Regions from separate parts of the Homo sapiens genome. Here all the other regions are linked to region 3. A link is a loop called in an ENCODE intact Hi-C map of the cell type or tissue named here. Cell type or tissue: HCT116. All regions are shown on one strand. Each heading gives the region's core, and the rest is flanking DNA. Links, peaks and the distances in the headings are about the cores only. Region 1 has its middle 47 kb from the start of GOPC. Region 2 has its middle 100 kb from the start of RFX6. Region 3 has its middle 78 kb from the start of SLC35F1. Region 4 overlaps ROS1 (ROS proto-oncogene 1, receptor tyrosine kinase).

The links. Peaks named below come from ENCODE experiments on the same cell type or tissue, not always from the same donor. Only the 100,000 strongest peaks of a DNase experiment are listed, where the experiment ranks them.
Region 1: it touches region 3 in a loop (4-fold over the local background); 3 of 110 quality-filtered maps call a loop at or near these places.
Region 2: it touches region 3 in a loop (5-fold over the local background); 7 of 110 quality-filtered maps call a loop at or near these places.
Region 4: it touches region 3 in a loop (8-fold over the local background); 18 of 110 quality-filtered maps call a loop at or near these places.

Annotation. Positions count from the first base shown.
Region 1 is chr6:117,551,895-117,559,616 of GRCh38, forward strand. It overlaps a transcript of DCBLD1 not described here. Among named protein-coding and RNA genes, the nearest start is that of GOPC, 47 kb to the right of the region's middle. RefSeq lists an enhancer at 6,384-6,433. In HCT116, for the core only: a CTCF peak has its summit at 4,198 (motif pointing left); a DNase peak (open chromatin) is centred at 4,202.
Region 2 is chr6:116,973,320-116,981,041 of GRCh38, forward strand. No RefSeq gene overlaps it. Among named protein-coding and RNA genes, the nearest start is that of RFX6, 100 kb to the left of the region's middle. In HCT116, for the core only: no CTCF peak of the experiment used is centred there; no DNase peak of the experiment used is centred there.
Region 3 is chr6:117,825,895-117,833,616 of GRCh38, forward strand. No RefSeq gene overlaps it. Among named protein-coding and RNA genes, the nearest start is that of SLC35F1, 78 kb to the right of the region's middle. In HCT116, for the core only: a CTCF peak has its summit at 4,191; a DNase peak (open chromatin) is centred at 4,117; H3K4me3 peaks cover 653 bases; H3K27ac peaks cover 491 bases.
Region 4 is chr6:117,343,302-117,351,023 of GRCh38, forward strand. It overlaps ROS1 (ROS proto-oncogene 1, receptor tyrosine kinase), which reads right to left. Exons shown (of 44, transcript NM_001378902.1): 28 at 759-961. Among named protein-coding and RNA genes, the nearest start is that of ROS1, 79 kb to the right of the region's middle. In HCT116, for the core only: a CTCF peak has its summit at 3,021 (motif pointing right); a DNase peak (open chromatin) is centred at 3,061.

The DNA.
Region 1 (7,722 bases), core at 1,554-6,553, 270 kb before region 3:
CAGGTTGATAGCTTGAGCCCAGAAGTTTGGGGCCAACCTGGGCAATGTAGTGAGACCTCCTCTCTACAAAAAAAAAATTAAATTAGCCAGTTGTAGTGGTGCAAGCCTGTAGTCCTAGTTACTGGGGAGGCGGGAGGATCACTTGAGCCCAGACGGTGGAGGTTGCAGTAAGCCAAGATCACGCCACGGCACTCCAGCCTGGGCAACAGAGCAAGACCATGTTTTTGTTGTTGTTGTTGTTTTTTAAAAAGAGAAAATAGCACAGGTTTAGAACCATACAGAACTTGGGTTTAACTGGAGATTTAATCTTTGTAACTATGTGATTACAGGCATATTACTGGTGCTTTCTAAATCTACTTCTTTATTCCCAGAATGGAAATTATTATAAAAGGGCTGTTGTGCAGACTATATTATAGTGTTTTGTATACATTAGATGATCGATCAATATTAGCTCATTTTCTCTCTGCCCAATCTGAAGTCATCCAACACCATTTGCCTTAGAGTCCTTTTTATTTTTCAAGAGGAGGCTGCCTGTCCTCCCAACAAATGCACTTAACTGTGGCACACACCCTCCTCCCAACAGACTACTTCCACATCCTTTTTTACTTTTTCACCACCATTCAAAGCTCTCCCTTTTTTTCTCACCTAGCTCTACCACCTTTTTCTTTTTGCTGTGACACCTAATATCTTCCAGGCCACTTTTTTCCATTCATTGAGGACATTCACCTAATTCTAGGTCTTCTTCATTCCTCCTTTGTAATCATGCTAGAGAATGAAGTGCCCAACATGGTCATTTTTATGGTTTCTTGACTTCCACTCTAGTAACCTGCTTTCCATTTAAACCACTCCCACACATGTCCACATTCTTGTCATCAGCAAGAACCCCAGCACTGTAAACCTAATCTCCAGCAATTCTCTATCAGCTCAAAACCCCCTGAGTTCTTCAGCTTTCCACCTACTTAGTCACTGATCTCATTTAGATACCAAACCCCTAGATCCCATCATTTTCCTCTAGTTGTTAATCCTTTTGGGTTGCATTTCCTTCCCTATCCATCATCGAACTGGTTTGTCTCAGCATTTTCACTCCATTTTCTTTCCAGGAGCCCCGAACCATGAGACCCCAACAACATAATTCCCCTTGAGAATACCATCTCTCCATCTTCATCACAGCAGCAGGGGAACATTGCAGAACTATTCACACTGTGGCTGTTACAAAAGCTCGGTTTCCAGTTTACTGGGGGCCCATCACTCCTCAACGCTTTTATTTATCTTTGATCCCTTTTTCCGTACCCCTTAGCAATTATTCCAAAGCAGTGCCACTTTTCACACTCTCCCTTACTCTGATCTTGCCACTTCCTTCACCTAAAAATAAAAGTCGTTAAAATCAGAACTAACTTCCTGCTGATTCCTCTTCTCACAAAACCTGTATCCACTTCATTCCTTTCCTCCTTCCTTCCTGTGTCAATGGAAAAAGTGTTAGAAACCTTCATCTGTGATCTTAAATCCCACTGCCTTCCCCTTATCTCTTTGCTCCTATTATCCCTTTTTCCTTTATCTTCTTCTTCCTTTCATTGGAGGTCTCCCCCTCAGCCTTTAAACTTCCTCAAATCTCTCCCAAGTATAAAGAATTCTCCCTTAATATACTAAGCCCTTCTAATTACCTATTGTCTTTCTTCGAACAGTGATCTCTTCTTGGAATTTTTGTCTGCCTTATTTCCATTCATTCTTTTTCTAATGTAGTTTTTAGTCAGTTATATAGGTACACAAAACGTAGTATCCCTTTCCATTTGTTCAAGCCCCTTTTGCATCCTTTCAGGGGATTTTAAAGGGTGCTCACATAAGTACTGCACATTTTTTGTTTAATTTGTACTTAGGTGTTTTTTTTGTTGTTGCTGCCATTGTAAATTGTCCCCACCTCCTCTTTTATGTATCAAGAACTAGTATGGCCTAGTGGTAAAAAGCATGGATTCTGGGGCTTAGACTCCCTGGGCTCAAATTCTGCCTTAGTTGTGACCAAGAAGGACTTACTTTCTATGACTCCATTTCCTTATTTCTAAATGGAGATAATAATGGTATATACCTTATAGGGTTGTGGTGAAGATTACAAGGATTAATGTACATAAAACCCTTACAACAGTGTCTGACCCATGATAAGTGCCACGTGGTGTTAGCTATTATATGCAGCCTTCCTGTTCGATTTCTGTGACTAATTTGTATGCTGCTCCTTTACTAAATGTCCTTATTATTCCTAGTAGCTTTTAGTTGATTCTCTTAGGTTTTTCTGGAATTTGATCACGTTTGCAAATAGTGCTAGTGCTATCTCCTTTCCAATATTTATGTGTACATTTAATTCTATTGGCAATACTTCCAGTACCATATTAAATACTTCTAGTAGCTCCCACCTTAGCATGATGCTGGCTTTTAGGCAGAGATAGATTTATTATGTTGAGGTAAACTTTATTATGTTAAGAAAGCATCTATTTATTCCTTTTTTTCCCCCTCACAAGGAATGTGCTTAATTTTGAGCAAAGTCTTTTCAGCATCTATGGAAAATATGATTTTCCTCCATAGGACTCCTCCCTAGAGCCAGTCAGATGATTAATTACATAATTAGATGTCCCAATGTTAAACATCTGGTTATAGATATGAATCCATTACTGTATTAAATTTGCATGGATAGGATTTTACTTAGGATTTTTACATTAATATTCATTTGTGGGCCAGGTGCAGTGGCTCATGCCTGTAATCCCAGCACTTTGGGAGGCTGAGGCGGGCGGATCATGAGGTCAAGAGATCGAGACTGTCCTGGCCAACATGGTGAAACCCTGTCTCTACTAAAAATATAAAAATTGGCCGGGAGTGGTGGCTTGTGCCTGTAGTCCCAGCTACTCGGCAGGCTGAGGCAGGAGAATCGCTTGAACCTGGGAGGCGGAGGTTGCAGTGAGCCGAGATCGAGTCACTGCACTCCAGCCTGGCAACAGAGCGAGACTCAGTTGCAAAAAAAAAAAAAAAATCTTTTGTGAATCAGGGCTTTTCTTTCTTTGTGGCAATCTTGATCAGATATTATTAGCTTGACAGAAACAATTTAGAATTTTTCTTCCCTTTTTTGGTTCTCTTGCTAGGCATTAGAATTAGCTGTTGTTTGAACGTTTAGTAGCATTGCCCTGTGAAATCATGTATTTTGGTAATTTGTGGGGAGAGCACTTTGACAATTCCTTCAATTTTTCCTATGGAAATTGGTTTGTTTAGATTTTAAAACTTCCTTGGGAACAGTTTTGGTAAATTACATTTTCCTAGAAAAGTTTTCAAATTTATTCCTATAGAATTGAACAAAGTAGTCCATTATTATCCTTTTAGTTTTCTCTTTTATGGGTATTTCTCTCTTATTTCTTGTTTTGTATATTTGCATTTACTCCCTTTTTTCATGACTAGTTTAGTCAGCAGTTTGCCTTTTTCCTCTGAAAAATCAGGGTTTTTTTTTGTAGTTCTCCTGTTTCAGAAGCCAACAACCCATTTGTTACTGCCTTAGGCAGAGGTTAAAAATGCCCTCAACCATGGTGAACATGACAGTAGAGGGCACCTAGTGAGCATGACACATCCTCAAATGTCACAAAAGGACACAAATATCCTTGTTGCAGTATTGCTTCCTAAAGAATATGGGGACAGTATGCACACAAGCAAGAAATAACTTATTCCGTATTTGGTGGGGGCAGGGGAATGCTATAGTCTTGACGATCTAGAATTCTACTATGTAACTCTAGGAGTTCTCTCATTCTATAGTCACTCCACTACAGCCAAACAGTTTCTTGTGAAATTCAAACCCAGCACAATCATCATTTTTAGAAATCAAAACTGTATCAAGCCAAGGGTCCATCAAACCGTGCACCTTTTAAGAAAACTTTAGAAAAATTCTACTGCAGTTGGCAAGCATGGAAAAAATAAAAATAATTGTTGGAATAGGAGGACTGAAAGCTGACAATTTTATCTATATTTCCCCTTTCCTTCTTTGTGGCCTATTAAAGTAGAATTAAGAGAGGGATTTGAGTCTTGGCTCAGACACTTAACTAGCTGTGTGACCCTGGAAAAATCAGCCTTCAATTTATTGATCTTCACAGGAGTATTTTATTTGATGAGTTTCAAAAAGCCTTACACCGCTAATAAAAGTAAAATTAATAATGCATCTGGAATCTGCTGCCCCCTGCTGGCAATTTACCAAATTGCAAATTCTACCTTTCCAACGCATAGACTCCAAGTTTTAGTGTCGGCCTATATTTTATCTAATTTTCCTTGTTATAGTCCATTACCTATCTTCCTTTTTTAAAATATATTTTTATCTTTATAGGTTTAGGGGGTAGAAGTGCAGGTTTTGTACATGCATATATTGCGTAGTGGTGGAGTTTGGGCTTTTAGTGTAACCATCACCTGAATACTGAACATTATACCCAATAGGTAATTTTTCAACCCTCACCCACCTCCCACCTTCCTATCTTCTGTAGTCTCCAACGTCTATTATTCCACTCTATATATGTCCATGTGTACCCTTTATTTAGCTCCCACTTATAAGTGAGAACATGTGGTAGTAAACTTTGTTTCTGAGTTAGTTCACTTAAGATAATGGTCTTCAGTTCCATCCATGTTGCTGCAAGACATGATTTCATTCCTTTTTTCATGGCTGAATAGTATTCAATGGTATATATTTACCACATTTTCTTTATCCAGTCATCCATTGATGGACACTTAGGTTGATTCCATACATATCTTTGCTATTGTGAATAGTGCTGTGATAAACATACGAGTGCCAGTATCTTTTCAATATAATTTCTTTCTTTCTTTGGGTATATGCCCAGTAGTGGGGTTGCTGGATCAAATGGTAGTTCTATTTTTAGTTCTTTGAGAAATCTCTATACTGTTTTCCGTAAAGGTTGTACTAATTTACATTCCCACCAACGGTGTAAGTGCTCCCTTTACTCTGTAGCCTCCCCAACATCTGTTTCTTGACTTTTTAATAATGGCCATTCTGATTGGTGTAAGATGATATCTCATTGTGGTTTTAATTTGCATTTCTCTGATTAGTGATGTTGAACTTTTTTTTTCATGTTTATCATCCACTTGTATGTTTTCTTTTGAAAAATCTCTGTTTTTTGCTCACTTTTTATCTTCTTACTTAGACGCCAGAGGTATTTCTTTTACAACCAAATGCCCTCTTAAAACTTTAAATCAAGCTTGTTGTTCAAATCTTCCTTCTTTCCTAATTTGCCTGAAAGTTTTGTTGCAATCTCCCACTATGATGATAGATTTAACATTGTAGTAAATTGGTTCTTTAAGAATTTAAGTAACCTTTATCCCTAATGGTTTTTTTCTTAAAGTCTGTTTTTAAAAAATATAACTGTATCCATGTTCTTTTGGAGAAAATATGCCCAGTGTATATTCTTTCTCCTTTCACTTTCAAATTTTTTATGTCCTTATGTTTTAGGTATGTTCCTTTTAAACAACATATTGCTGGATTTTTTCCAATTTAAATAAAATGTTTTCTAATTTCAGTTCTTTCTTTTAATAAGTTTACACCCTGATCAAGCACTCTCAAAAGTCAATTCCAGACTGGGCACGGTGGCCAGTCTAATCCCAGCACTTTGGGAGGCGGATGGATCACCTGAGGTCAGAAAGTTCAAGACCAGCCTGGCCAACATGGTGAAACCCCGTCTCTACTAAAAATACAAAAATTAGCCAGGCGTGGTGGCACGCACCTGTAATCCCAGCTACTTGTGAGGCTGAGGCAGAGGAATCACTTAAACCCAGGAGATGGAAGTTGCAGTGAGCCAAGATTGCACCATTGCACTCCAGCCTGGGCAACAAGAGTGAAACTCCGTCTCAAAAAAAATAAAAATAAAAAATATAAAATTCAGTTCTAGGAGTACTCCTTTGGTTTTTGCCAGAATGTGCTAGCTAATTCTTACACTTTTTGTGTAGTTTCTTTTCTCCTTTATCAGGCCCAGCACATCTCCCATCCTGGCTTTACTAGGATTTAGCCCTAGTTACAGGCCTGGCAGCAGACTAGGTAGGGGCAGGTATTGCCTTAGGGATGTGGTTAGTAGCAGCCTCTGTAACATCTTGGAGCATAGACAAGGTACAAGGTCTTATTAGAGAAGCGTGGGCTTCTTCTTAAGACCAACAGTCCAGTAGAGATTGCAAAGTCTCTCAGGTGCAGCCATCCAGATCTCCCCATGGTTCTAGGTTTTCCTCACCAGGGCCTTGACTTTCACAAAATAGAAGAGGTTTCGCTGAACATTCAAGTGTCTGAAACTCAGCAACTCTTAACACTTAGGTGTTCAGCCTGAAGCTCAGCTGTTTCAATCCCTCCATTGTAGGAGGTAAGGCCTCCTTGGGAGCTGCCCCCCTCCATCCATTTCTGTAGGTCATTAATACAATCCTGCTGTAACCGGCCAACTCTGCTATTCTTGTAGATGTTGTTCTCCCACATTTTTCAAATGTCTGCATCACTGACCCTCCTGGAGAGTTCCCCTCTCCATAAGCTGGATTTTTTCCAATTTAATAATTTTTTCCAATTTAAATAAAATGTTTTCCAATTTCAGTCCCAAGTCTCCAAAACTCTCCCCAAGTTGAGTGGTTTGCTAGGACTCATCAGACTAAGCAAAGCTTTATTCACAATTATGATTTATTACAGAGAATATAAAGCAAAATGAGGAAAGGGAAAAGGCATATGGGCACAGTCCCAAGAAAATCAGGTACAAGCTCCAAGATTCATTTCCCAATGGAGTCACACAGGACATGCTTAATTCCTCTAGCAATAATGTGTAACAATACATCAAGTGTTGTCCACCTAGGAAGCTTGCCTGACTGAACCTAGGAGTCAAGGTTTTAGGGAAGTCAGTGTAGGTACCCTCTGCCTAGCATGTACCAAAATTCTAGATTCCCAGAGGAAAGTAAGTGTTCAACAAAAATCCTACTGTTTGTACAAACACTTCAGGCACAGTAAACCGCACTTACCAGCAAGGGGATAATGGGAATACTCCTGATATCCAAATTGCTGGACGCTAGCCAAGGTCCAACCTTGCAAGCAGACCTAAAGACAACAGGTTCAGGCCTGTTCTGTTAACTCTTTTCTGCACACCATTTGTGAAATAGCCACTGAGCCATGATTTTGTGCCAACGACTAGATAAACTATACTCACCAACCAGATGTCACTGTCTTTACCCTTTGGGTGGGTTCCTAATGCCCATCTTATTACCTGTTTCCTCAAATCTCACTCATGGTCACTTGTGTTAATCTAGCCTCTCTAAGAAGCAGACGCCAACACCAAAAAGGGATCTGCTGTGCAACAGATTTATTAACGGCAATGCCAGTGAGGAAAAATAGGTAGGAAGCTGGAGTTGATTGGAGGCTGGAAGGCAATGAGATCACAATGGAGTTAAGACCCAAGGTGAATGAAAGGAGGAAGGAAGGTTGGGTGAAAGCAACTTGGACTACAATGTAATCCTAAGGGAGTTTGGCAAGACCATCGTGGAGTGCTCCAGCTAAAGTTGAGGAGTCATCATATAATATCCCTGTCATAATCAGTCACTGACTGGCAGCAGCATGGAGGAGCATAGCCTCACCATGTACACAGGGATGGATTTCAGACCACAGCAGCTGGACCTTCAGTAAGCTATGCTCCCTCCTGCACGAGAACTGACAGATGCATTCTCATGGCTGCTGCCGTGGTG
Region 2 (7,722 bases), core at 1,254-6,253, 850 kb before region 3:
GCCTCATTTTACAATGAAACTTATCTGTCTCGTTGTTCTGAGTACTGTAAAAATCTAGTTATTTAAAGAATCAATGCAGCAAACCCAGAAATAGTAACTTTTTTATATTCATATATGTATAGTCATTTGGATATAGAAACCAACTTTATACACACACGTAAACATACACACATACCCTCACCAATGGACTTTGGGCTTTAATAACATGATGTTTCTATTAAAATTTAAGTTCCATCCACACACTATGCCAAAAAGTCTCATTAATGTAAAAATGATCATTCAACAACATAGCCTCAAAATTCACAAACACTGCAGCTTTTTACTCCAGAGGTCCTTATATAGATGGGCAAGACTTCTCTTCACTGCAGATATTCCACTGCATCCTTGTAAGACTTGAACTAGACATATATAAGATTATAAACTAGTTATACCCACATTTATGTAGTAGAAATTTGTTTAAAGCACAGTGAGAAAGGCAGCAAAGACCAAAGACACCTCCCCTCTTATAAATAATATTTCTCTTCTTAGGTAAAATAGATTTGTACCTGATCTTTCTAGCGAAAATACTTTTCATCTCTAAAGATGCCAAACTGCCTGTGTTGTGCTCATTCTTCAGCGTGTATGAATGAAAACAAGATAAAACATGGTGTTAACAGATAGCAGAAGAGCCTTGCTCGTAATGGTGCAAGGACAATGAGCATTCCTAATCCCATGCTTGGAACACTCTGCTGCCCCCACATCTGCTGGTCTCCTTTCCTATAGTCATGGGAGCTATTTGGCCATTTTGCTTAAGCGCACACAAGTCAACTGATTCCCCAGTCCCTTTGCCACAGGCCTGCAAGCGTAGGATGGAAAACAATTTCAACATTCGCTGCTTGGACTGCCGCCCTTAGAAGCACATTTGTTGTTCATACATGGTCTTTTGGCTGCCTTCTTTCCCAGCCATCTGTTAAAGGAGACATTGTGCCTGCTCTGATGGGATGGTGCCACTATTTCTAAGAGACTCACAAAGTGTATGTGTCTTAACTACCTGGGCTTTACAAATTTCAAAGCACATTTACTGATTGGTATTGAATTTTAAAAGCAATGCATAATATTTGTTGGTTTGAAAAAATCATTATTAAAGACTATTTCTTAAAGCAGTTTTAGGTTAGCAGTAAATTGTGAGGAAGGTTCCCAGATATGCCAAATATCCCTTCCCCTACACATACATTTTAAAACTCTGTAGAGCTGAGAAATAAGTAAGGGCTACATTCTGTGTCCAGATAACTTGTGAAATTCCCAAAAGAACTATCCAGATCTCCTTTTAGTGGGGGCAGACAATGATATTGAATGCTGCTTTTTCCATGATTGAATGCAGGATATAAATACAGCTGTATGCATCACTGCTTTCTCCTTTCATGTGACCAGCTCTGAGAAAACAGTGACTATACACCTGTTATCCTCTTATCCTCAGGGCTACACATGTCTCATCAATTCACAGAGCTCGTTTATACACTCGGAATAGTTGATTTGTGTATCATTGATTATGCTTCAGTCCATGAGAGCCAAATTTTCATTGGCAAGCCATATTAGCACTGAGAGTTCATGTATGTGGTAATAGATTTGCTCTATGACATTCCCAAGGACTGGGATTGCCTTTCCAAAGACGGTTGGGTTGAGCTTTTTGTAGCTTTCAGCTTGTACATTTTTGAAGTTTGCCATTTCCCTTTTCAAGTTTCCGATGTGCTTTTCCCCAGATTCCTAAGCATTCCCAGGCAGAGTCTGAGCCTGTCCCCAGGTCTCTGTCAGGTTTCATCTTTCCACTGGATAGGTCATCATGTTTTGCAGCCAGCTTGTGTATCCTTCTGCACTTGGCTGATGACCATTTCACATATTGACATCTGGATCGGAAAGCAAAGCTAATTTGGGAAGCAAGACTAACAAAGCCAGCCAAATACCACCTGAATGAACTCTAGCACTGACTCAAACAATAAAAATTGTTATTGTGTGTGATTACCACCAAATTTTATCATTTCTAAGTCTTGTTCCTCCAAAATTCCAGTTAAAGTAATAATTTCTTAACTGAGACTAACACATTAAAAGAATAATCTAAAACCATGTATTTTTTTGGTAAAGGATTACCAAATTTATAGTATTGTGTTCATGCTCAGGACTAGATGATTATTATTTATCTTATATAGAAAGTAGAATCTATCATCTTTTTAACAAACAGATGTGGTAGGTGATGAAGATACATTATCTCACTTCATCCAGGGGGATTTTGTTCAGGTGATGGGTAGCTGTAAGTGAAGTGGTTGCATATTGTGTGAAGAGCAGTCCTCATGCAGAGTGCCAGGCTAGGCAGGGAAGATCTAGAAGAGGAGTAACTGGGTGGAAAGGGCAAACAGCAGAGGGAAGTTCTCATGAGCTGAACAGTGGTAATGGGATAGCAAGCAGTGAAATGAGCTCACTGACCAGTTCAGGAGAGTGTAATAGGCGCCTTGTAACTGAGGATGAGCAATCTGATCTCAGAGCCCCATGCAACAGGAAGCTATGACTGGTTCTGTGTACTGGGCTAGGGTGTGGTAATCGAGACTACTTATGATCTGTTTGTGTTCCCCCCAAACTAATATGTTAAAGCCCAATCCCCAGTGTAACGGTATTAAGAAGTGGGGCCTAATCAGGTAATTAGGTCACAAAGAGAGAGCCCTCATGAATGAAATTAATTCCCTTGTAAAAGAGCCCCCAGAGAGGTCACTGTAACTTTTTACCATAACTTCACATGTCCCTTCTGCCATGTGAAGTTACAGTGAAAAGACTGCCATTTATGAATCAGGAAATGGGTCCTCACCAGACACGGAGTCTGCCAGTGCCTTTATCTTGGACTTACCAGTATCCAGAACTGTGAGGAGTGTTTGTTGTTTCTAATCCACCCAGTTTACGGCATTTTGTTATAGCAGTTTGAATGGATTAAGACACGAATTAAGGCTTAGGCTGAATGTAGCCTAAAAAATTACATCACAGTGGGACAGAGCCTAGGAAGGCTTACGGCTGATTGCAAACCTGAGGTGTTCTAGCCTACAAATGGGTAGTTAACTGCCTCTGACAGTGAGCTCTGAGAGAGAAGCACCATGTATATCTTTCTTGTACATCATTACGTTTCCAGGGTTGAACACAGAACCTAGCACAGTCATATACTGCATAGTGATGTTTTGGTGAACTATGGACCACATAAACAAAGGACTATGGACCACATAACATGATAAAAAAGCTGAAAAATTGCTATTGCTTAGTGATGTTGTAGCCATTGTAATATCATAGTACAATGCATCACTCACACGTTTATGGTGATGCTGGTGTAAATAAACTTCCTGTGCTGACTTTTTAATAGTTATTTTACAGTGTACCCCTATTTATTAAAAAAAAAAGTTAATTGTAAAACAGCCTCAGGCAGGTCCTTCAGGAGATATTCCAGAAGGCATAATTGTCTCAGGAGATGACAGCTCTAGGCATGTTTTTGTCCTTGAAGATCTTCCAGAGGGACAGGATGTGGAGGTGGAAGACAATAATATTGATTATCCTGACCCTGTGTAGGCCTAGGCTAATGTATGTGTGTGTGCCTTAGTTTTAACAAAAAAAGTTTAGAAAGTTAAAAAAAATTAATAAAAAACTTATAAAGTTATAAAGAAAGGAAATGTGTGTTTTAAGCTAAATGTTATTACAAAAAAGTCAAAAAGGTAAATTGAAAAGTTTATAAAGTAAAAGTCACAGTAAGCTAAGGCATATTTATTATTATTTTTTAAATCTAGTGTAGCCTAAGCAGACAATGTTTATAAAGTCTACAATGATGTACAATAATGTCTTTCACATTCACTCACCTCTCACTCACTGACTCATTCAAAGCAACTTCCAGTCCTGCAAGCTTCATTCATGGAAAGTGGCCTATACAGGTGTTCCTTTTTCATCTTTTAAGGTAAGATAATTTTACCGTACCTTTTCTATGTTTAGTTATGTTTAGGTACACAAATACTTCCCATTGTGTTACACTTGTCTACAGTATTTGGTACAGTAACATGCTGTACAGATTTGTAGCCTAGGAGCAACATGCTATGTAGCCTCGGTGTGTAGTAGGCTATAGTATCTAGGTTTGCATTAGTGCATTCTATGATGTTTGCAAAATGATGAAATTGCCTAATGATGCATTTCTTCTGAGAAATGCATATCCCCATTGCTAATCAGCTCATGACTGTATATAGTAGGTGCTCCATCAATATGGTTGAACAAGTGAGGGAGTAAGAGAAAAGAGTTTTGTGTGATGGTTTGAAGAAAAGAACACTAAGAATTGCAATGGAATGGCTTTTTTTGTGTGAATGGCAGTTATTATTCCAAAAGTCCTTGGGTTAGGACCAGAGGTAAATTTGCCACAGCTTCAAAAACTTAAACTTCAGGGACCCTTGCTTGCACAGTCACTCGTTAGGATCGTGGTAGTGACTTGCTAATGAGTACATGTGTCTTCTGTTCTTGTAAAATTAATAGAAAAGAAAGACATTTTAACAACAATCGATAAGACTACTGTCTTTTTCCACTCTTAATTTGTCTGGCTCATGAATACCTTCAAGTCGTAGTATTGAAGTAGCTGGGATCCTTTTTTGAATCTGCCTACAAGGAAGTTACATTGAGGCTATATTTAGTTTTGGTTTAGCGATTTTCAGTAATTTTTTAAGTGTAGTTAAGTTAGAGGGATACTCATGCCCACAGTTACAATTCACCTAGTGTTGTGACAGAAAAGGCCAGGAGCAGAGGAACTCTCAGACAAAACCACCTACTTCCAGAGACAATGTTAAGTGTCTTACTGTGCTAGTACCCAAAGAATGTGTGGCAGAGGTGAAACAAGTTTTGAATTGTTTAGAGCTAAAATCTAGTTCCGTGAAATTGTTTTTCTCTTATATCATGTGTAGATTTAGAAGCCAGGTTGACAGTTCTCACTAACACCTAATCAAAGTGAATTTATTCCCCTTGAGAATGTACTCAGTAATGCAGTATAGAACATTGCAAATTCCAATTCACTACATGGTTTTTGTTTTTTTTTTTTCTTTAAGAGACAAGAACTGGGCACAGTGGCTCATGTCTTAATCCCAGCACTTTGGGAGGCTAAGGCAGGAAGATTGCTTGAGGCCAGGGGTTCGAGACCACCCTAGGTAACACAGGGAGACCCTGTCTCAAAACAAGGAGAGAGACAGGGTCTTGCCTTGTTGCCCAGGCTGGATTGTAGTAGCGTAATCATGGCTCACTGCATCCTCAGCCTCCAAAATGACGCAATTCTCCTCGCTCAGCCTCCTGAGTAGCTGAGACTACAGCGAGTGCCACCATGCCCAAAGAATTTTTTTAAATTTTTGTAGAGACCAGCAGTTTGAGACTAGCCTATGCTGCCTAGGCTGGTCTCAAACTCCTGGCCTTAAGCAATCCTCCTACCTCAGCCTTCCAAAGTGCCGGGATTACAGGCATGAGCCACCACACCCAACCCATATTTTTTTCCTTTTTGACAAAAGTTTTATAAAATATAATTTATCAGGAGTTTTATATCACTAGGTCATAACCTTTTGCCAAGTTACAAATAGGAATATGACTGTACATTAAGTCACATATTTTATGCATCCCAATTATTGACATTAAAAAACAAATTTATATAATTCATGGTAGAAGAGAGAATTACCTTTCTACCATGTCTATAAAATATTTTTAGAATTACTGTAATATAATTAGGTGATAAAAATATGCAGACAAAAATGTAGGAAAGAAGGTATATTAAGTTATATCAGGCAACATACTAAAAATTGTATGTTGTTTTTCTTGGCTTTTATAGTATTTGTGATATGTGTCAGCTTTTAGAACTTATAATGGTTAGAATTGCTTTTTTCATGTTGCATATTTGTTTAATTTTATATTCATAATTTTCTATTCTTTCTCTCTTAAGAGCCCCTCTCCCTAAATTATATAAACTTCGGGATCCATAAAATCTAATTAAAACAGAGGTGGTGAAACTGACATGGAGAGTTTCAAAGAAAGATAAAGAGAAATGTTTCCATGTATGAGAATAGAAATAATCAGTTCAAGATATTGGATGAGCATATTTAGGAGTAGAATGTAGCAGAGAGATTGAGGACAGACCGTGTAAAATTGTGTCTCATTTGCATGCAGGGGAGCCATGACATTGAGGGATTTAAAAAATTAAATTGAATAGATTATAGTGACATTAGTAGAAAGAAATACTGGTAGATACAGACACAAGTCCGAACCTGAAAGACTTCTATTTCCAGTGGACATTAGCAAGATGTAATCCTAAAGGTGAGATTATCAAGGTAGAATGTAAAAGTAAATTCCTGGAAGCTGGGATAGGAAAAAATAATACTGAAAAGAGCTACAGAATATATAAATGAGTTATACATACATTATCTGCTGATAAGGCACTTTAAAGTGAAAGTAATTTTTTTCTTTAACATTTGTTAATATCAGTACTACTAACCTCCATAATATAATAATAATAATAATAATAATAATAATAATAATAAAATCTATTCAGAGGATTTTTTAGGACTCAGATATACATTGAAAGTGCTTAGCATAGTGTCTGGCCTAGAATAAATGCAAAAATTATACATTTCAACTATGTATTATTAAAGTAAAAATGAAACCAGTTGAAGTCTGTAAGACATAAAGAAAAAAACTTCATGATAGAGCAGGCTTAGTGGATGTTTACAACCTCATTGGTTATAAATCACCATGCAAGGTAAATATGTGAACATGTATTTAATATTTTATCACTATGAAAAGGTTCATCCTCAAGGAAAGTTTTAAGAGACTGGAAGGAATACAAATTTAATAAAAGAATTGGCTTAATTGTATTACCTGTTTGAAACAGCAAAGCTTTATATCCACTAATAAGATACCACTTAGTGGCATATGATAAAGCTCAAGGAAATTTCACAAAGCCTAGACTGATCTTCCTGATCTTTTTCACTCCTAGACAGTATCTTAAATATATCAAGGACAAACCGTGATACACAGACTATAGAATGGCCATAGAAAACCTCATACACACAGACAACTTACAAAAGCTTCCCAACATGTCTTTTCAATATGCTAAAGTTACAGTTAACAGAGTCTGCAGAGAGGTAGTTTCCAGTTTTTCTTCATCCTGGTTTTTCATATCAGAAAATCTGAAATATAAGAGAGCTCTAAGACAATCTCTAATACCTTAAGAACTAGATAACCAGGCAGCATTACCAAGTTTTTATGGCTTAATTATAACTGTTTCTCATAAACTTTATTTCCAGCCCCTAATTCAACTGAAGGAATCTCCATATTTATCTTTTATCATGTGGCTTTAAATTTCCTGCTGAAATAATATTTTATTTAGAGTTGCAATACATCAAGAGACACCTACAGATTTGAAGAAAATGCAAATTGAAATGACAGTGAGATGTCCTGCACACCTATTAAAATGGCTAATACTAAAAAGAATGACCTAGGAATTATTGGAGAGAATGTGAAACAATTGGAAACCTCATACATTGCTGGTGGGAATACAAAATGATATAATCAGTTTGGAAAAGAGTCTCAATTTTTAAAAAAGTTGAACAATCACCTACTATATGCCCCAGCCTATCCACTTCTAAGTATTCATCCAAGAGAAATGAAAACTTATGACCATATGAAGGCTTGTATGACACAAATATCTAT
Region 3 (7,722 bases), core at 1,346-6,345:
GCTATGCACCTATTTGATATGACAATAAAGGATCTAGAATATTACATAAACTTATTTGATAAAGCCACAGTAGGGTTTAAGAGGATTTACTCCAATTTTGAAGTAAATCCTACTGTGGTTAAAATGCTATCAAACAGATGTTACAGAGAAATCTTTTGAGGAAGGATAATCAGGGCAACAAACTTTATTGCCTTTTTGTCAGAGATTGCCACAGCCATTCCAACCTTCAGCAACCACCACCCCGATCAGTCAGCACCCATCAACATTGAGGCAAGACCCTCCATCAGCAAAAAGATTACAACTTAGCATGTTTAGCAATCAAGTATTTTTCAATTAAGTTATGTACACTGTTTTTTGGTGTACTGTTAGTAGACTACAGTACAGTGTAAGCATAACTGCTATATGTACCAGGAAACAAAAAAATTTCTGTGACTCACTTTACTGCAGTGGCCTGGAACTGAACCTGCAATATATTCAAGGTATTCCTATATATGTAGAGAGTCCATAAAGAGAGGCTGTCAACCTGAGGATATTGTTCCACTTCCTTAGGGTCTTGGGACGGTTGGAGGGGAAAAAAGGAAAATGTAATCCCCCTTTTTTTTCATTTTGAATGATATGAGTCATATTTTTGTAGATGAATCCTCCAGTTCATTCAACTTAGAACTATATCTTTGCTTGATTAACTCTCACACAAATACAATCAACCCTTCCTCTAAACAATATATATGACAATTTTTGCTGTATTAATTACACTTACTACTATGTTGTTCTGGTGTTCATTCAGTCACTTATTTAACATTTAGTAAGGCTTTTTCTAGGTCCTAGTCCTGGGAATGCAGGTAGATGAACAGGAAACCGAATTATAAAAGGGTAATGAGCTCTAGAGTAGACTTAGGAAATAAATTTGGAAGCACAGACGAAAAGTTCTTAATATAGACCCACTGGAGCCATTAGAGAAGAATTCATGATGAAGGAGGTGAGAAAAACGCTGAAAGGCGGAGAATTTATATACAGAGGATTTGGAGATTCAAAGGGCACAATGGAATAGGTGGAGATAAAATTCAGAGGTGAAGAAATAGGGACATGAAAGGCCAGCTAGGTGGGAATGATGGTAGGCAAAAGGATAGAAAATTTCAAGATTTTACATCTGGGATAAAAATGAGGAGTTATGGGAAAAGAATTAATTGTTTTCAAGGTTCCAAAATGAACTATAGGGAAAAGCTATTTTGGAGGTACTTAGACGCAAAAATAATTTTTTGTATACTTATGGGAATGCCATTAGGGTCAATTCTGCTCACTATCAATTAGAAGGGAGAAGTGTTAGAGAAAGAAGGTAGCAGAAAAGAGTTTGGTCTTGAGAAAATGCATTCTAAAATATCCTGGTGATGATAATTACCTACAATGATATTCAGCTCTGTTACGATTTTCCAAACAAATTTCTCATTTTAAAATAGTTGTATTTAGAGAAAAATTGCAAAGATAGTACAAAATTCTCATATACTTCATATCGTTTCCTTTGTTATTAATATCATATATTAGTATAGTACATTTGTCACAATTAATGAACCAATATTGATATATTATAATTAAAGTAGATACTTTTTTGAAATTTTTTAGTTTTTCCCCTAATATCTTTTTCATTTTCCAGAATCTGATCCAGGATACCACATTACATTTCATCCTCATATCTCCTTAGACTACTACTAAAAGTATATGTATAAAGTAATAGGGACCAAGACATTATGTATAAAGTAATAGGAACCAAGGAAAATAGGCCTCTGGGGTGGGAATTTAAATTAATGGGGCTAGAAGTTGGATTGTGTTAATGTTTGCTGTTGCAATAGGTGTCAGAGTCTTAAAATTGCTCTACTCATCTCATTTTTATCTCGTTCTTGACTTGAGATTTTCTAAGTACCCTCCCTCAGAGAGAATCTATGTCTTGAATCTCTTCCCACTGTAATCCATTGTTATTATACTGGAGCCCTGTTGGTGTTGCAATGAGATGTGGAAGAGAGATAGCATTCTATAATATCATGATTAACTCTTGGTCTTTCAGTGGGCCTGTGTCTCAGGTGTGTTACTGTTCCAAGTATTCCTCCAGTGGTATAGTTACACACAACACACAGTTATACTCCCTACTCCTTTCTCTTGTTGCAGTATTGCCGATCTGTTTCCCTGAAGCTCTGATCCATAATGATAGTGCTTTTTTCCCCTGGGGTGAGTTCCTTTTAATAAATGTTTATTTAGCACCTACTCTTTTCTAGGTACTGCTTTGATACTGGGAGAGTAAATTGGTTTTGAGGAAAAAATTATGTTGAAGGAGAAATTAAGGAAAATGGGAAAATTTCCTTCATTAGGAGATAGATTATGTGATCCAGTTTACAAGTAGAGAGATTAACCTTAGATAGTAGCTTGTACAGTTGATCATAGGGTATTGTAACATGCAGGAAGACAATATGTCAGCCCAGATGCAAAGTTGGTTAGTTGATTTAGGTTTATGAAGGTCTAAAGTTAGGAAAGACATCGGAAACTGAGCAGCCTCTCTCTCTGTCTGTGTTTCCCTCTCTCATAACTGTTTACGATAGAGAAAAACACAGAAACCTCTTCTTGTTTGCGCCATTCTCCAGTCTCTCTGAAGTTGACATTTGACACCATACTGCTGTGATGATACTGCTGTGATGGCTGCTCTACACTTCCTTCAGGTCCTCAGTTTAAGAGTGTAGAGTTGCTGTGTCTCAATGATAAGTTTCTGGAAGATAGAACTATACAATTTTCTCATCTGAGGCCAGGTGTCTATCACAGTTTCAGTTACTTACCTATAGACAATAATTTGCTCCACTGTTCACTTTGCATGGACTGTGATGACTGACTTTCTGAGAAGCATATATAAGCAGTTTCTAAAAGGACACATGAGTTGGGGGAAAATTATTTCAATTTCTAGCAAATGGGTTTGTATGTGTGTGTGCGTACACAGTGTATGCCGGTAAAACATCCAAAGTTGATCTATAAATTTCATTTGACATCCTTAAAAATACAGCTACGCTCACATGAATTTAGGATTTGATTTTGGAATAAGGACTCAAGAATAGTGAAATTCAGTTTAAACTATTGGTGCATAGTTTAAATTATAGTTGTAACTATTGGCACATCTTCTTTTATTAACTTTGGATACTTACTCAAGAATATATTTGATTACATACTGCCATGTGAATTCTACACCATAGTGGGTGAGCCATGGCCTTGAAAATATATGCCATAGCTATTCCTCTTTCACTTCTAGTACATTTATCACACTCCAAAATGTCTTTTTAAAACCAACCTTTCACTATGCTTAATAATATCTATTGTATATTTTCAAATAGCTAGAAGAGATGATTTTGAATGTTCTCAACACAAAGAAATGATAAGTGTTTGAGGTGATGAATATGCTAATAACCCAGATTTGATCATTACATATTGTATACATGTATTGAAATATCACTCTGGACAAAAATGGTCAACTGGAAGCAAGCTGCCTTGATTCTCCCACCACAGAAAAACAAAAATAAATGTACAGCACCATGGTGATCACCAGCAATATCCCAGAACCTAAATATGAAGATGAGACAGTTCCCAGAGCCACAGAGAAGTTTTAAAACTTAGCATAGATGATAACAGAATTGGATTTTTATGTCTGCAATGCCCTTCCCCCAATCTCTCAGGCACAAAGCATACAGAAAATTTAACCCTAACACATGATTATACTGGAAAGAGTGAGATTAAGGTGGACAACCAGCTTTTTCACCATTTTGGGTTCCCTGACAGGAGACCTATATTTGTCTCAAGCCATGGGAAGCGTGATGAGTACCTCAAGGGAAAATAATTCCTGAGGACAGTCAGAGACAAAGGGAGGAGGTGGGGCTAGCATCCCAGAGTGGAAAACTCCACTCTGTATCTCAGCCAAAGAAAATGCCAAATAAGAGTGGCTCTTCAGCAGCACCACACAGTAGGAGACACATTCCATGGGTCCCTTGGGCAAAAATCACTAGCCAGCTTTCCCACACTGCCAGGATTTTTTTTTCGGCGGGTCGCGGCCAGGGGGGCGGTGGGGATCGTCTCCATCTGGGATAGGCAGTGCTGCAAAGTTTGCTACGCTGGAGCTGGGGCAAATCTGGGTGTAATGCACCATCTAGTGCTGAAACTGAGGCAGTGACCAAGCAAAAAAAAAAAAAAAAAAAAAAAAAAGAAAAAAATGTATTCAACAGGTATATTACACAGAAATCTCTAGGCAAACATACCCAATACAAATCAAAACAAACAAGACAGAGAAGACTGGAATAAATAATCCTTTCATGCAAAGACATAGACATACATACATGAGAAAAATAGCAGGTGGAAAACCATCATCTCCCCAAATGGACAAAGTAAAGAGCCAGTAACTAAACCTAACTAGATGGTGATGGGTGGGCTCTCTGGTCACAATTCAAAATGGCAGTTTAAAAAAAACTCACTTATCTCCAATACCATCCAGAAAATCATCTCAGAAATTTTTCAAATAAATTTAACAAAGAGATTGTAATAAAAAATCAAACAGAAATCCTGGAACTGAGAAATATAATTGCTTAAATGCAAAATTCATTAGAGGCTCTAAACAGCAGAATGGATCAAGCAGAGAAAACTGGTGAGCTCAAAGACAGGTTATTAGAAAATACAGAGTCAGAGAAGAAAAAAGAAAAAATAATGCAAACAAATTAAGAACACCTACAAGATATAGACAATTACCTAAAAAGAGGAAATCTAAGAATTATTGGTGTTCAAGAGAGAGCTGAGCAGAAGCATGGGGTAGAAAGCTAATTCAAGGAAATAATAACAGAAAAATTTCCAAAACTCGAGAAAGATAGAAATATCCAGGTACAGGAAGGTCAGAGATCACCAAACAGATTAAGTGCCAAATAAAACTACCCCATGGCATATAATAATCAAACTCTCAGGGGTTAAGGACAAAGAAAAGTTTCTAAAGCAGCAAGAGAAAAGAAGCAAATAACATATAAACGAGTTTCAATTCATCTGGCAACAGATTTTTCAGCGAAAATCATAGACCAGGAAAAAGTGGGATGACATATTCACAGTACCGAAAGAAAAAAACTGCCAATCAAGAATTCTGTATCCAGCAAAGCTTTTTTTTTAAACATGAAGGAAACAGAAAGTCTCCCAGAGAAACAAAAGCTGAGGGAATTCATCACCACCAGACCCATTTTCTAAGAAATGCTGAAGGGAATTCAATCTGAAAGAAAAAAAAAAACAAAAAAACTAATGCACAAAAGGAAAACATTTAAAGATATAAAACTCATTGGTAAAGGTAAGTGCACAGACAAACTCAGAATACTCTAATGGTAATTGTGGTGTGCAATCTACTTGTGACTGAGGTATGAAGAATAAAAGACAAATATATCCAAAAAATAGCTACAGAAACTTGCTAAGAATTACACAACATAAAAATACATGAATTGAGACAACAAAAAGTCAAAATATGGGGGTTGGAGTATGGAGTTAAAGTGAAGAGTCTTAAAAGTTTTTTCCATATTCATTTGCTTAATTATTTTCTTTGTGATGAAAGATAAGTTGTCATCTGTTTAAAATAATTAGTGATATGTAGAAGATTTTTTGTAAGGCTCACAGTAACACAGAGCAAAAACCTATAATAAATACACTAAAAATAAAAAAAATGAATTGAAACATGCTACCAGAAAATCACTTAAGCACAAAGGAAGACAGTAAAAAAGGAAGAAGAGAGAAGATACAAAACAACCACAAAACAGGTAACAAAATATCAGTAGTAAGTCTTACCTATTAATAACAACGTTAAATATAAATGGACTAAATTATTCAATGAAAAGACATAGATTGGCTAAATGGATAAATAATCAAGACCTAACCATATGCTGCCCACAAGAAACTCACTTCACTCATAAAGACAGGTACACTAAGAGTGAAGAGATGGAAAAAGATATTCCATGTAAATGGAAACTGAAAAGATTAGGAGTAGCTATACTTAGATAAAATAGAGTACAAGTCAAAGACTGTAAAAAGAGACAAAGAAGGTCACTGTACAATGATAAAGGGGTCAGCAAGAGAACATAACAACAGGATCTATATTGTTTAAAATTTAAAATTTAAACTATTTATATTATATTTATAATATTTTATATTTATTAAATATTAAATATTTATATTTATATTAAATAAATTTTATATTTATAATATAAAATTTAAAATTTAAACAATATAATATAAATATACCCATGTATATAAAGCAAACATTAGTAGATCTAAAGGGAGAGGTAAATTGTGGTTCAATATTAGTAAAAGACTTCAATGCTCCATCTCAGTAACAGATCATCCAGAGAGAAAAATCAAGAAACATTGAAGTTAAACTACACACTAAACCAAATGGGCCCAACTGACACTTACAGAACATTCAACCCCACTACTGAAGAATACACATTTTTCTCATCAGCACATGGAACATTCTCCAGAATAGACCCTAGGTTAGAAAACAAGTCTCAAAAAATTCAAAAAAGTTGAAATCATATCAAGTATTATTTCTGGCCACAATGGAATAAAACTGAAAATCAATAACAATAAGAACCTTGGAAACTAGGCAAATGTATGGAAATTAAACAACATGCTCCTGAACAATCAATTGGTCAATGAAGAAAGTAAGAACACGATTTAAAAATGTCTTGAAACAAATAAAAATAGAAATACAACATATCAAAATCTATGGTATACATCAAAAACAATGCTGAAATGGGAGTTTATAGCAATACATCCTTATCGAAAAAGTAGGCTGGGTGCAGTGGCTTGCACCTGTAATCTCAGCACTTTGGCAGGCTGAAGTGGGAGCATCACTTGAGTCCAGGAATTTGAGACCAGCCTGGACAACATAGGGAGAACCCTGTCTCTACCAAAAATAAAAAAAATAGCTGGGCATGGTGGCACCAACTACTTGGTAGGCTAAGGTTGGAGGATCACTTGAGCTTGGGAGATCAAGGCTGCAGTGAGCTGTGATCATGCCACTTGAACTCCAGCCTGGGTGACAAAGTAAGGCAGTGTCTAAAAAAAAAAAAAAACAACAACAACTAAAAAGTAAAAAGATTTCAAATTAACAAGCTAATGATGCACCTCAAAAAACTAGAAAAACAAAAACAAACCAAAGCTACAAAAGCTACATTTAGTAGAAGGAAAGAAAGAATAAAGGTCAGAACAGAAATAAATGTAGTTGAGACTAAAAAAAATCTGCAAGATTAACAAAACAAAAATTTGGTTTTTTGAAAAGATAAACAACATTGACAAACCTTTATCTAGACTAAGAAAAAACCCAAATAAATAAAATCAGAAACATAAAATGAGACATAACAGCTGATACCACAGAAATACAATGAATTATTAGAGACTACTATGGAAGACTATACACCAACAAATTGGGAATCCTAGAAGAAATGGATAAATTTCTGGACACATACAACTTACCAAGATTGAATCTTGAAGAAATAGAAAGCCTGAGCCTATCAATAACTAGTAATGAGATCAAAGCCATATAAGTTCCCCATTGAAGAAAGAAAGCTCAAGATCTGATGGCTTCACTCCTGAATTCTACCAAACATTTAAAGAAGAAGCTGTCTCAATTCTACTCAAATTAAAAAAAATTAAAATATTGAAGAGGAAGGAATTATACCTAAC
Region 4 (7,722 bases), core at 990-5,989, 480 kb before region 3:
GAAAAATCACATACACTTTATGGGAAAACATATAGTGTTTAACATCCAACAGTTAGTCAATTTCACCTTTTGAACAGGCTAAATAAAGCCAAGCACAAAGCAAAATATTGGATATATGTGATTCCATCACTAAGACAACTGAAATACTAATGAATACATTTCATCATTTCAATGATTGAATGAATAGTGCCAATTCATTCAAGAAATAGTTAGTGAATGCCTACACAGTGCCACTAACTGTGCTAGGTGCTAGGCATACAATGATGACTAAAAACAGTATCTGCATAGCAGTATATTTCTCTGCACATAGGAAACAAAAGACAAAATATAATGTACAATTTTTATATTAGATAAATGCTGTGGAGAAGAGGTATAAGGCAATGTTCTTTCCGTCCAGTTCATTTCTTACTCTTCAATCTTCAGTCTGCTCCATAGGCTGCAAAAATAATTCTCTATCATTCTCTCTGAGGATAATTAGATAATCAGGGAGGGGAATAAACCCAATTCTTTCTGGACACTCAGAAAACGGTTACCATGGCAATCCATCAATGGGCAAGAGTTGATATACTTCCTTGAAGCTTAACTTACTCCCAGTCAAGAAAACTAGAACACAATATGTTTTGATGAATCATTAGCTGTAAAAAAGTTGCGTACTAGTCCATTTCAGAACATATAGGAAATACTTTACTATGGCTCATAATTTTATATCAAAAAAGAACATCTTGTGAAAAGACAAAGACCACTAGTTCCAATCTTACCAGAATTCTATATTTCAAGTCAGAGCTGTTTTTCCTGTCATTAACTTCTGCATAATAAACCAGGTATGTTGGAGTAGGGCTGGTGATGCCATACCATGTGAGGTTTGTCTTGGCCAGAGGTAATCTGATTGTGAGGCTAGTGTTAGTGGCATTAAGTATAGTTGGTTCCACAGTGTCTGAAGCTAGAGACAGAAACGCTTTATCTAAAATAAGAAGAAACCAAAAGATTAAATATCTATACTATATATATGAGAGGAAAAGCAGATTTTTAACAAGAATAATATCAAAGCTTAGAAAGAAATTTGTAGAGCATACATAACTTTTGCTTGAAAACATAAATATGAAAATGATTTGAAATAATATTCTCTTTGAAGAAACAAAAATGGCTGCAGCTTGATACTGTGTGTAGTATGTGTAGTATGTACTGCTACAGTCTACCCAATGTCCTCTCCTTTTCTTCAAGTTCATATATATCTGATATTGTTCAGGGCAGTATGCTGGGAGGAAAAACTGTTTCTGAAGTTTGATTGCAGCCCAGACAATCATGTGACACGGTCTGGTTAGTCAGATGTGCTTATCACTGTGGCGCACCTCTGTCCTTCACCCTCCCCCAACCCAGGAGGCGGACACTATGCAAGAGGGGCGGCAGCCATCTTGTGAGAATTGAATAAAGGACTCACTAAGGATGTTTGGGGAAAGATCAAGTCCAGGTGATTGATGGCATTGTGGAGCTCCCTGGCCACCGCTTACAACCAAACACCTTGCACGCTGCACAACTCCAGGGAGCCCCAGTCACAGAGACTACAATGGAAATGGTCTGTTCTAGACCAGTGCAGTAGCGCAACCATACCGCAGGCTTAAGCCTCGAAAAATCGCAGATCTGTCACTTGCAGCTGAACACAACTTCTTGACCTATTCACTCTCAGTCTTTATGTAAAACATCACCTAAAAATGTAGCATAATTACATAATATGCAAATAACTCCAAATATGATTTTAATATGAAATCTAACAATCTTACACCAGTTAGCCAACTCTTTAACTCATTGTGCGTGGCACTGTGCAATCTGGCTCCTGCCCGCATATCCAGTCTCTGCTATGCAAAGCCATCCTTCACTCTAACCACAGTACACTATCTACACACTGCAGGACTTCTACCCCTCCAACCCTTCACATAGGTAGTCTCTTCAGGTTGGAATGATCTTCCCCATCTGCCTAACCTTACTTAAGCCTCAATTCATGCATCATTTTTCCTGGGAAGCCCTTTCTGCCTTCCTATTCCAGGTGAAGGACATCTCCTCTCTGTCCTCACTCCACTTCACGTGTTCTTCTACCAGTGCACTAGCCACATGTGATTTTGGTTTTGGTTTTCTTTTGCTGCTTTCTTTTCTTCATCTAGCACTAGAATGTAACTATCTTTGGCTGAGACTGTGCTTGAATTATCTTTGTTCCACCAGAGCCCCAGGAGGGTGCCTGACATATATTAGGTATTTAGTATGTGTTGTCGATCCTTATGAATTCATATTAGCCACATATAAAATACAACCTTTGCATTCAGCAAGTAAGAAAATTAGGGGGTAAATGTCTAAGTGACAAAAACTTGATGAAGCCAGCTCCTTCACTTGCTAACTTTTTTGTCTTGGGAAGGTTACTCCAGCTCTTCTGTAAACAGAGACAATGGCCTGCTTTACAGATATTTATATATCACTCTATCCCTAGCACATGGTAAGAACATTAAATAAATGTTAGCTATTACTATCATCATTACTGAGACTAAAATGAAAAGTTAGAGAAAATAATGCTGGTCTGGTCTGGGAATTCCAAATATGAATTCCAAAATGCAGGAAAAAATGTTTAAAATTAGAAGTACATCGAAAATCTCCAACAACAGTGTCAAGGGCACTGTGAACCTAAGTTTGAGGACATTTGGAAAGTATGGGGGTTTAGAGATGGATAACCTTACTAAAGTTACAAGATGAACCACTCTTCAGTTCAACCAATATTTATCCAATATATTCAGTTTGTACTGATTTCTGATCTGAACAGAGAATGGGATACACATGTGAGCAATCAGAGCAATTATCTAATTCAAAAGTCATTGGTAATTTTGTCGTTCTTTTATTTAATTGATATAATATGACATGTTGAAGTGTCAGAAACATTATTCAGGACAGAAAGACAGGTTTTTCCCTTACATTTTTTTTTTTATCCCATACATTTTGAAGATAATTGAATACCTTCAGAAAAAAAGGACCAAGATAACTTGTAATTGCTTAAAATTTCCAGCAGATGGAGGTAAAGTATTCTTAATAATGTACCTAGAAACTAGCAACATAAAATAGACTCCATTTTTTAAAGAAAATAATGAGTATTAATCATACTCTTAATGAGTTCCAGTTTAAAAAAAAAACTCATGCCACTCTTGGGACTTCATTTTGGAGCGTGTTTGTGTATGTGGCTGGGAGGAGGATATGTGTGTGTGTCGTTCAACTTCAGATACTGCATGGACGTCTTTTTTTTTTGGTAAGACTTTATTTTTTAGTCAGTTTTAGATTCACAGCAAAATTGAGAGGAATGTACCAAGATTTCCCAGATACTCCTTTTCTCCACACATGCATAACTTTCCCCCATTATCAATACCCCTACCAAAGTAGTACATTTGTTACAATCAATGAGCCTACAATGACATCATTATTACCCAAAGTCTATAGTTTACATTAGAGTTCAGTTTTGTATTGTACATTTTACGGGTTTGGACAAATGTGTAATGAGCTGTATCCACCATTATAGTATCACATAGAATAGTTCCACTGCCTTCAAAGTCCTCTCTGCTCTGTCTATTCGCCACTTCTTCCCCCAGCCTTCTCGCAACTAGTGATCTTATTACTGTCTACATAGTTTTTTACTTTCCCAGAATGTCATATAGTTGATATCAGCCTTCCCCAACTTTGTTCTTCTCCTTCAATACTGTGATAGCTACCTATTCTAGGTCTTTTGCCTCTCCATATAAACTTTAGAATCAGTTTGTTAATATCTACAAAATAACTTTAGCTGGGATTTTCATTGGGATTTTATTGAATCTATAGATAAGTTGAGAAGAAATGACATCTTGACAATATTGAGTCTTCCTATCTATGACATGGAATATCTCTATACTTATTTAGCACTTTGATTTCTTTCATCAGGGTTTTATAGTTTTTCTCATATAGATTTTTGTGCATATGCTGTTAGATTTATACCTAAGTATTTCATTTTCTGTGGGTGTTAATGTAAATGATACTGTGTGTTTAATTTCTAATTCCACTTGTCCATTGCTGGTATACAGGAAAGTGATTGAGTTTAGTATATTAACCTCGTGTCCTGCAAACTTGCTATAATCACTTATGAGTTCCAGGAGTCTTTTTGTCAATTCTTTCAGATTTTCTACATAGATGATCATGTCATCTGTGAACAAAGACAGCGTTATTTCTTCATTCCCAATCAGTATACCTTTTCTTGTATTGTATACCTTTTCTTGTATTGTTGCATGCTGTGACTTCCACTGCAGTGTTGAAAAGAAATTGGGAGAGGGAACATCCTTACCTTGTTTCTGATTTAGTGAGAAAGCCTCTAATTTCTCACTATTAAGTAATGATGTTAACAACAAGTTTTTTTATACATGTTCTTTCTCAAGGAAGTTACCCCTATTCTTAGTTTGCTGAGGATTTTTCATCCTGAATCCGTGTTGAATTTTGTCAAAAGCATTTTCTGCATCTATCAATGTGACCGCCTGATTTTTCCTCTTTAGTCTGTTGATATAGTGGACTACATTAATTGATTTTCAAATGTTGACTCAAACTTGCATAGCTGGGATAAATCCCACTTGACTGTGATATAAAACTATTTTAATATATTGCTCGATTTGATTTGCTAATATTTTGTTCAGGACTTTTGCAATTCTTGCAATATTCAAGAGAGACACCGGTCTAAAATTTTCTTTTCTTGTAATATATTTGTCTAGTTTTGGTTTTAGGGTAATTCTGGCCTAGAATAAACTCATTCATTGGCCTAATTGGAAGTAGGCCCTCTGGTTCAATTTTCTGAAAGACATTGTAGAGATGGTATAATTTTCCCATAAATGTTTGATAGAATGCATCATTGAATCCATCTGGCCCAGGTGCTTTCTATTTCAGAAGGCTATTAATTATTGATTCCACTTATTTAATAGATGTGGACATATTCAGATTGTCTATTTCTTCTTCTGTGAGTTTTGGCATATTGTGTCTTTAAAAGAATTGGTCCATTTCATCTAGGTTATTAAATTTGTGAGCATAGAGTTGTTAATAGTATTCCTTGATTATCCTTTTAATCTCCATGGGTTCTACAGAGATGTCCCCGCCTTCATTTCTACTATTAGCAATTTGCATCCACTCTCTTTTTTTCTTAGCCTGGCTAGAGGCTTATCAATTTTATTTATCTTTTCAAAGAACCAGTTTTTGGCTTCATTGATTTTTCTCTATTGATTTCCTGTTTCAATTTCATTGATTTCTACTATACTTCCTTTTTATTTTTTCTTTTGTTTTAGTTTTGTTTCTTATTATTATTTGGGACTTAATTTACTCTTCTTTTTCTAGTTTCCTAAAGTAAAAGCTTAAATAATTTTAGATCTATTTTTTTAATACATGCAGTCAGTGCTGTAAACTTCCCTCTAAGCACTGATTTTACTGATTCCCGTAAGTTTTGATGTTTTGTTTTCATTTTTAGTTCAAAATATTTTTAATTTGAGATTTCTTCTTTTACCCATTTGTTATTTAGAAATACGTTGTTTAATCTCCAAGTGTTCTGAGATTTTCCAGCTATCTTTCAGTTATTGAGTTCTAGTTAAATGGCATTGTAGTCTGAGGACAGATATTGTATGATTTCTATTCTTTTAAATTTGTTGAAGTGTATTTTATGTTCTGTCTTGGTGAATGTTCCATGTGAGCTTGAGAAGAATGTTTATTCTGCTGTTGTTGGAAAAATTATTAATAGTAGATAGATGTCCATTACAGCCAATTAATTGATGGTGTTATTGAGTTCATCAGTATATCCTTAGTGATTTTTTTTCTGCTGGATTTGCCCATTTCTGATAGATGTCGTGAAGTCTTCAATGGTGATAGTGGCTTCATCTGTTTCTTGCAGTTCTATCAGTTGTTGCCTCATGTATTTTGATGCTCTGTTGTTAGAGATATATGCATTAAGGATTATTACATCTTCTTGGAGAACTGATCCCTTTATCATTATGTAATGTCCCTCTTTATCCCTTATAACTTTCCTTGCTCTGAAGTCTGCTGTCTGAAATTGTTTCTTCTTTCATTTGATTAGCGATAGCATGATATACTATCTCCATCCCTTTACTTTTGATCTATATGATGTGTCTTTATATTTAAAGTGGGTTTCTTATAGACAATGTATAGTTGAGTCTGTTTGTTGATCCACTCAAACAACTTCTGTCTTTTAGTTGGTGTATTTAGACCACTGATGTTCAAAGTGACTACTAATATAGTTAAATTAAGATCTACCATATTTGTTATTATTTTTCATTTGTTGCCCTTGTTCTTTGTTCCTACTTTTGTCTTCCACTTTTTTTCTGACTTTTGTGGTTTTATTTGAGCATTCTAAATGATTCTATTTACTCTCCTTTCTTGGGAATCAGTTATACTTTTCTAAAAATATTTTTCAGTGATTTGCCCTTGAATTTGCAATGTATATTTACAACTAATCCAAGTCCACCTTCAAACAACACTATACCACTTCACAGGTTTGCAGTACCTTATAATAACAAAATACTCCCAAGTCCTCTTTTCTATCCCTTGTGTCACTGCTGTGATTCATTTTGCTTAATATAAATATAAATATACACATATATATATGCACACATACATACATAAGTGGATATAATTGAATATGTTATTGCTATTACTATTTTGAACAAACTATTATCCATTAGGTCAGTTAAGAAAAAGAAAAACTTTTACTTTACTTTCACTTATTTATTCTCTAATGCTCTTCCTTTCTTTATGTAGATCTGCATTTCTGATCTATATCATTTTTCTTCTTTCTAAAGAACTTCTTTTAACATTTCTTCCAAAGCAGGTCTACTGATAACAAATTCTCTCAATTTTTGTCTGAGAATGTCTTTATTGCTCCTTCTCTTTTGAAGGATAATTTCACAGGGTATGGAATTCTAGGTTAGTGTTTTTTTCTCTCAACATTTTAAATATTTTACTTTTCTCTCTTCTTGCTTATATAGTTTCTGAGGAGAAGTTGGATATAATTCTTATCTTTGTTCCTCTATAGGTTAAGTATTTTTTCCTCTGGCTTCTTTCAGAATTTTTTTTCTTTATCTTTGGTTTTCTGCAGTTTGAATATGATAGGCCTAGTGTAGATTTTGGCATTTATCCTTCTTGGTATTCTTTGAGCTTCCCATACCTGTAGTTTGGTATCTGACATTAATTTGGGGAAATTATCAGTCATTATTTTTCAAATATTTCCTCCAAATATTTCTTCTGTTCCTTTCTCTCTTCTTTTTCTAGTATTCATATTATACCTATCTTACACCTTGTGTAGTTTCCCCACAGTTCTTGAATATTCTGTTTCGGTTTTTTTCCTTTTTTTTTTTTTTTTTACCTTTATAGTTTTGCAGGTTTCTACTGAGATATTTTCAAGCTCAGAGATTCCTTCCTCAGCCACATCCAGTCTACTATTAAGCCCATCAAACATTCCTCACATGTTACAGTGTTTTTATCTCTAACATTTCTTTTTTTTCCTCAAATATCCATATCTTTGCTCACATTGACCATCTGTTCTTGTATACTGACTACTTTATCCATTAGAGCCCCTAGCATATTAATCATAGTTGTTTTAAATTCTCAGTCTGATAATTCTAACATCCCTGCCATATTTAAATGATTGTGATAGTTCCTCTATCTCTTCAATCTGTGTTT